Regions from separate parts of the Mus musculus genome. Here region 2 is linked to region 1. Evidence: chromatin contacts called from ENCODE Hi-C or POLR2A ChIA-PET data. All regions are on one chromosome and are shown on one strand. The core of a region is the stretch at or near the end of the contact, and the rest is flanking DNA. Distances in the headings are between cores, read along the strand shown.

Region 1 (3,442 bases), core at 684-3,183:
TATTTGCATATCAATTAAGCCATTTATTCCAGGTTCCCTTTTGATTATCCCAAAAATCAGCATTCCCTGACCCAGCCCCTTCATTTTTAGAGACAGCTAGCACAGTTTTGATTTGTTTTTTTTTTTTTTAACACTGCAAGTGAATTCAGAGATCAGTCTGTCTTTGTAAGCACAGACAATAACTTAGCTGGGTGGGATTCTGTCATGAGATTACCATTCTGACCAAGCCTGGACCTAAATTAGATTTGTCCCAGGTTGACCTTGAACTCAGGGATCTGCCTGCCTTTGTATCTTTCTGACAAACTGGCTTATAGTGCAGCTGCCTCTGTTCTTTTAGGTCTGGGAAGCCCCTCATATAATTCATATCGCATCTTCATGTTTTGCTTGGTTGAGAAATTTAGTCTTGAACTCACATTTTCAGAGTTCTTTCCCACAGCCTTTTAAGGGCAGCCCTGAAGGTCACAGTGTTTACCGTGTTTGCTAAGGACATACTTTTGCCTCCCAGACTTGCGCTGTCTCTGATTATCATTAACCTTAACGGGGAGCATTCCCTGATGGAGGAACATAGAATATGTACATTATTATACAAACAAGCCTTATGCCCACAGCAGCCATTGAACATTCATGGAGGCCCGTGCCCTGCTCTCTCTGTTCCAGGGGTGGGACCATACCATGCTGTCCCTTGCACGGCCAAGCCGGACTCAGCATTTAAAGAATAAATGCCACGTTAAGATGTTTCTTGAGAGAGGAAAAGGAGTGTTTTGGAGAGTGGACAAGGGAACTTTCAGAACACCCCCTCGGATGCAGAGGGAGCAACCTCACCCCACTAATGGTCTAACTTCGAGAGTAAGACAGTCATTGGCAGTAATTTCTCACTGGCACTGTGCTCCAAAGCGCCTTTGTAATGATGTATCCTTGCTACCTGTATTTAGCATCCAATCTCCTTCAAATCCATTGTTCATTTCTGCACTCTGATCTTCTACCTAGCACTGTGGGCATGTGTAGTCCTTGTTCCTCTCTGTCTTGTTCTTCTGTGGCAGTGGTGTATTTCTTGTGTTCCTTTTACGATGTTTTGTTCTCACAGGAGCCACTTAACCCCAAACCTCTTTTTTTTTTTCCTCTTGAGTAAACAGCTTGCTAGAACCCCACCACCCTACCCTTTACTAAGGTTTCTCCATTTTCCTTTCCCAGGGGAACTTTAGGTGAAAATAGTAGGGAGAGGCAAGTGGATTTGGCCAATTGCCACTGTCCTACATTTTCTTGGCACTCATGGAGAGGGCCTAGGGAGTTTTTCATCAAGGTCTAGTTCACAAGTACCTTTTCTTAGTTTCCCTTTCCAGCTGTCTCCTCCCTAGGTCCCTTCCTTTGCCTTAGTTTGTTTTATTCACTACTTGAGCTTCTCTCATAACGCCCAGGCTAGCCTCAAGCTGCCAATGACCTTGTACTTCAATTCTGCCGGATCACAGACCCTCACATGCGTTCTGTGCAGTCCTGAGGAATGAACTCGGGGTTTCACGCGCACTACCCTGGCCCTGGTTTTACACGGATTTCTGTGCATTGGCGCATTGATTCCAGAGGCCACTACCTTCCTTCTCCAGGGCCTGACCTAATTCTGGAATGCCCCGGTGTCTCTCCGTTCTGGGGAGCGCACCTGGTTCTCCAGAGAGCATTGGGGTTCAGGGGTGGCCTCAGAGGCCCGGCTCTAAAGCGGCTAGGACCCTCCTCTTGTCCCCGTGGAGAGCTGGGGGCGGGGAGCAGCGGCCGGGTGACCCCGGGTGTAACAGGTGCGGTAGCCGCAGCTGCGCGGGGGAGAGCGGCTTGGCGTCTGCTGGGGGTTGTCGGAGGCTAGTCCTCGCTGGACCAATGCGGGCCGCGGTTGTTCGTCGCCTGGCAACCGGCGGAGCCAATGGGCGGCGCCAGCGCGGGGCGGGGTGGGATGGGCGCCCGCCGAGGAAAGCGGCGAGAGGCGGGCCGGGCGGACCGGGCGGGCTGGAGGCTGCGCGGAGCCGCTGCGTGCCGCCGCGGGTGCGGGCCCGCGGGCTGCGGGAGGCGTGAGCCGCTCCCGGAGCCGTGACGGTGAGCGGCGGGATTGTGACGCGCAGGCGGGGAGGAGGGCACCGGGCTGGACGTGGACGCAGGCACCGGGGCCGACTCTGGGCGGGCTCGTCGCGGCCGTTGCAGCGGTTGGAGAGCGTTGCTGCCCGCCGCCTGCAGCGGAAAGTGCGAGGTAGGTGCTGGGGGGGCCCCGCGCCCTTTCGGGATGCGGCGCGGGCGCGCGCGGGGTCCCTTTGGCCCGACCGCGCGGGCTTGGCGAGTCCTCCGAGGCTGCCGCAGGACTTAGCGAGTGAGGTCTGCCGCTGCTGCAGGGGTAGGTGGCTCATAGTGGTCCAGCCCCACGTTTAGGGGAAGAACTTACATCATCGCAGGGGCAGGCTTGTTTGAGAAATTATTTGGCCCCGGATTTTCCAGTGGTGTAGAGTGCGTAAATGGTGAGCTCTGTCCGGGTCAGCACATATTTCTCCTGGTGCAGATTGCTGGGTTATGCAAGTCACCTGGGCCCAGGAAATAAAACTTGCCCAATAATTCCCCATCAGCACCAGTAGAGGAATCTTTACATTAATACCCACAGTTCAGGCTCCTTAGTCCTGCGTGTCAGATTCATAACCAGCCACGCCGATGCAGTTGTGAGAGCCGGGAGTTTCTTCTAGAATCCAGGCTGGATGAAAGGTGGAGCCCAAGGATGAGAGCCTTCTGGATTTGATATTTGCTTCAATTCAGTTTAGAGTCCAGGCCTGGAGTTAGCTGAAAATAGTGCTACCATGGAGCCCGCAAGGTTCCGGAGGAAAACCTTTCTAGTCCCAAATTTGATCTTGAACGGAAAGGTCTGTATATGACGTGACACATTTACGAGGCTGGATAAAATTCAAAACCGTCGATCCAGCTAGCAAAACTTAAGCCATCCAATCTCCTTACTCCCCAAGAGCCTGTGGGCCCACGAAGCTTAGAGTGTTCATTCAAACTAAACAAGAAAAGCTGTGCTCCCAGTCGACACTTTGTCCTGCCCGGTGTGCACAGAAGTTCCTCGTACAAAGTGGCTCTCTGAGAGGATTAGGAATGGATAGAATTCAAACCGGGGCGTTTTCTTTGGTAACTGTTGGGGCCCCTACAGCCTGTCATTTTACACCCTTCCTTTCCTTCTTGTTCTCCATCTGTACAGGGAAGATAATAGGTCCAGGGATTAAGTAACAGGGCCACAGCAGCTTGGAGATAACTGCTGGGGCCGGGCCACTCCAGGATGAAATGTGAAACTCGATCCATGACACACTTGAGCCTTGTGACAAGACTTGTTAAGTCCACAGCATCCTAGGCTTGCTCAGGCAGGTGTACGCACCATGGAAAAGTTAACTGTTCATGTTAGCCCAGAAGGCCTCCAACCCAGCCC
Region 2 (3,442 bases), core at 438-2,937, 120 kb after region 1:
ATTTGACAAAGAGCTTGCTCTTTGTTTTGCTTCCATCAAATCAACATTAAGTCTGAACATTTAAACTTTCAGTAACTTTAATTTTTTACTATAATACTTCCAATTAATTAAACGTATGAATGAACAAGTACATTTTCCCCTAGTGGATGCGTTCTAAAGATTATGGGTATAATGGTTACTTCTCTTGAAAAGCACTGAAAATAGACAGAAATGGGAGATGAGTTCTCAGGACATTTCCAATAAGGTCACCACTAGTTATTCTTATAGGTTATAACCAAAACTACCTATTAAGGTCAATAGGAAGTTGCAAACATGTTCAGTTGTTACTTAGTATACACTATAATCTCCTGAATCTAGACAAAATGTCTGACACATTCTGTAGTGCCTACTGATCTTCAGTCCAAAAAAAAAAGGCTTTTAGGACATTCCTCCCTCAAAATTGCAAATCAAGCCCGGCGGTGGTGACGCACGCCTTTAATCCCAGCACTTGGGAGGCAAAGGCAGGCAGATTTCTGAGTTCGAGGTCTGGTCTACAAAGTGAGTTCCAGGACAGCCAGGGCTACACAGAGAAACCCTGTCTTGAAAAAAACAAAAAAACAAAAACCAAAAAACCTCCACAACTGACTGTTCTTCCACAAGTCCTCAGTTCATTCCCAGCAACCACATGGTGGCTCACAAACATCTGTAATGGGATCTGATGCCCTCTTCTGGTGTGTCTGAAGACAGCTACAGTGCACTCATATAAATAAATCTTTAAAAAATAAATAAATAAATAAAAAGAACTCCAGTAGCGACCTAGCACTTACGAAAAGATCCAGCCAAGGTCCTCCAGTAAGAGAACACAAATATAAAATCATGTGTTAGTTGCTGTGTATGCTGTAATAGGGAATTTTTAAAATTGTAATTTAGACACAAATGAGCCTCATGATCCTGGGCAAGGCTTACTTACAAGTCTGTCTAGTTTTCAGTGCGAGCACAAGGCGGAAGAGAGCAAACACAGCTATGACAGACACTTCACAGTGCTGAAACTTCACCAATGGTTCCTTGAAAGAGTCTGGGGCCACGTTTAGGACCTGGAGTTTACCACCAACGCTAGGCAGGCGGGATGCGCAAAGGCAGGGGGCGGACCCTCTGCCATCTCCGGCCAGAGGCTGGATCGTCGGTTCCAAATCCCTCGGCTTCCCAGAGAGTGCAACCCACGGAGCAGGCAAGGGCCGGATTCCCCTACGCCAAGCTCATCCGGCAAAAGGCTGACGCTGGGGACCCCGTAGCCAAGCGAGGGGCTGGGGGCGCGCCTCCGGCCCCGCCCCTTCAACCCCGCGCGCCCCCGGCCCCGCCCCTTCAACCCCGCGCGCGCACGTCGCCCCCCCCCCAGCCCCGCGCGCTCCCGGCCCCGCCCCTGCGCTCGTGCCCCGCCAACCCCGCGCGCGTACCTTCCGCTGCTGCTGTTTCCACCGCGTGAACATCAAGTGTCGCCGCTGCTTGTTCTTAATCTCCGAGATACTGAAGCCCGGGGGGAAGGCGGCCGCTTTCGCGGGCTGCACCCCGCTCTCCGCCGTCCCATCGCTCGCGGCCGCAGCCTCTTGAGGCTCTTCAGCGGCAGCTTTCCTCTTCAAGCCTCGCTTGCCGCCACCAACACTTTTCTCGCCGGCCTTCGCCATGTTGTTTACGGCTGTACGGAAACGGAAGTGCTCTCTGTCTTTGACCCGGGTCATACGGTTTTACTTCCGGGGCCGCCAAGTTCCGGAACTAGCGCTTTGCTTTATGGATTAGCTATGTAAGAAAGTGCCAAGGCTGGACGCTGGTGGTGGCGCACGCCTTTAATCCCAGCACTAGGGAGGCAGAGACGGGCGGATTTCTGAGTTCGAGGCCAGCCTGGTCTACAGCCTGAGATCCAGGACAGCCAGGGCTACACAGAGAAACCCTGTCTCGAACTCCCCTCCCCCCAAGAAAGAAAGAAAGTGTCAAAATTCAGAGTTCGTTCCCGACTGTACATTATTTCTAATAGAACAATTTCTAAACAGAACAAGATTAAAAAGAGAGCAAAGAAGCATCACACTTCCAACGTTCTCACTGGTCTCAGACTTAATGCTTATGCAGCAATGCAGGAAAATCCTTTCATCTGAGATAAACTGATAACGCCTACCAGACAATGGAAACGGCCAGCTGCGAGGCCCCTTAGCAGCAGCAAACTAGTCTACCACTCAAACACCACAGACACCAGAAGTCAGACGAAAATTTAGGAGAGAAGAAGAGGCTTGAAGTTGAATAGATTCTGTGAGGGTTTTGTAAAGACGCTGTGTTTTGTGTAAGATGTAGTCCTCTTGGTGGATTTTGAGGGAGAAAATGATCAGGCATTTTGCTTTATTTTTAAGGCGCTACGGCCCTGACTCAGGCTTTGTAGATGCTAAGTGAGTGGTTGTCATAAAGCTGAATTTACAGTCTCCTTGATTTACACATAAAAAACAATACTCATAATAATTATTTAAGGGGACTGGGAAGATGGCTCAGTGATTAAGAGTACTGACTGATCTTCCAGAGATCCTGAGCTTAATTCCCAGCATCCACATGGTGGCTCACAACCATCTGTAATGGGATCTGATGCTTTCTTCTGGTGTATCTGAAGACAGCTACAATGTATTCATATACATTAAATAATTCTTTTTTTTTTTTTTTTTTTTTTTTTTTTGGTTTTTCAAGACAGGGTTTCTCTGTGTAGCTCTGGCTGTCCTGGCACTCACTTTGTAGACCAGGCTGGCCTCGGACTCAGAAATCCGCCTGCCTCTGCCTCCCGAGTGCTGGGATTAAAGGCGTGCGCCACCACGCCCGGCTACATTAAATAATTCTTAAAAGTTATTTATTATTATTTAAGAAGAAACTAAGGGAAGATGGGTGGAGTGAGAAATGTTAATGAATTGAACAAAGGTAGTATTCGCACAGCTCTCACCTTAGAGAAAAATGAGACAGTTTATTCTGGAGCCAAATATGAGTGGCCTGGAAACATAGGTTCAGGCATCCCAAAATTCCCTTTTCCAAGGTAGAAGCAGGTTCCTAAAGCCTTTTTTATAGTCATAGAACAAAAACTCGTAAACCAAGACACTTTCCAAGTCTGTTGTTGGAGCCACTAAGTAGGCAGTTACTTCATAGTGAGAAATCTCAGCTACAGGTCTCCAGTCACCACGGAGCTGAAACCAATCCTATTGGTTAGTGATGTAACTGTTGTTAAGTTGTAGCAGAACATAATTTATGTTTGTGGCAATGCTGGTGTAAATCCACCATGATGACAGTCATATAAAATTACAACATTACGATTATGATACTATTCATTCCTTGACAACACTAAAAACAACAACAACAACAACAAACCTTGTATGTTAACTGGCAGATGTAATAGTGCTGGCTTAAATATTTGCTTTCCTACACTTTTAATTTTTAGATTGTA

The links. A loop is a pair of places that touch in the nucleus more often than their neighbours do. ChIA-PET counts read pairs that join two places held with the same protein, here RNA polymerase II (POLR2A).
Region 2: a map of heart shows a loop between it and region 1 (4-fold over the local background). The contact joins the promoter of Rpf1 here to the promoter of Ssx2ip in region 1. A Hi-C loop is called at or near these places in 5 of 37 maps with a recorded cell type or tissue (gastrocnemius, heart and v-Abl transformed pro-B cells). POLR2A ChIA-PET finds 5 or more read pairs at or near these places in 2 of 5 experiments (Patski and embryonic stem cell).

The regions. Positions count from the first base shown.
Region 1 is chr3:146,402,709-146,406,150 of GRCm38, forward strand. Ssx2ip (synovial sarcoma, X 2 interacting protein) reads left to right here and starts at 1,934. Exons shown (of 14, transcript NM_001355661.1): 1 at 1,934-2,227.
Region 2 is chr3:146,519,736-146,523,177 of GRCm38, forward strand. It overlaps Rpf1 (ribosome production factor 1 homolog), which reads right to left and starts at 1,688. Exons shown (of 9, transcript NM_027371.3): 1 at 1,434-1,688. The coding sequence starts at 1,661.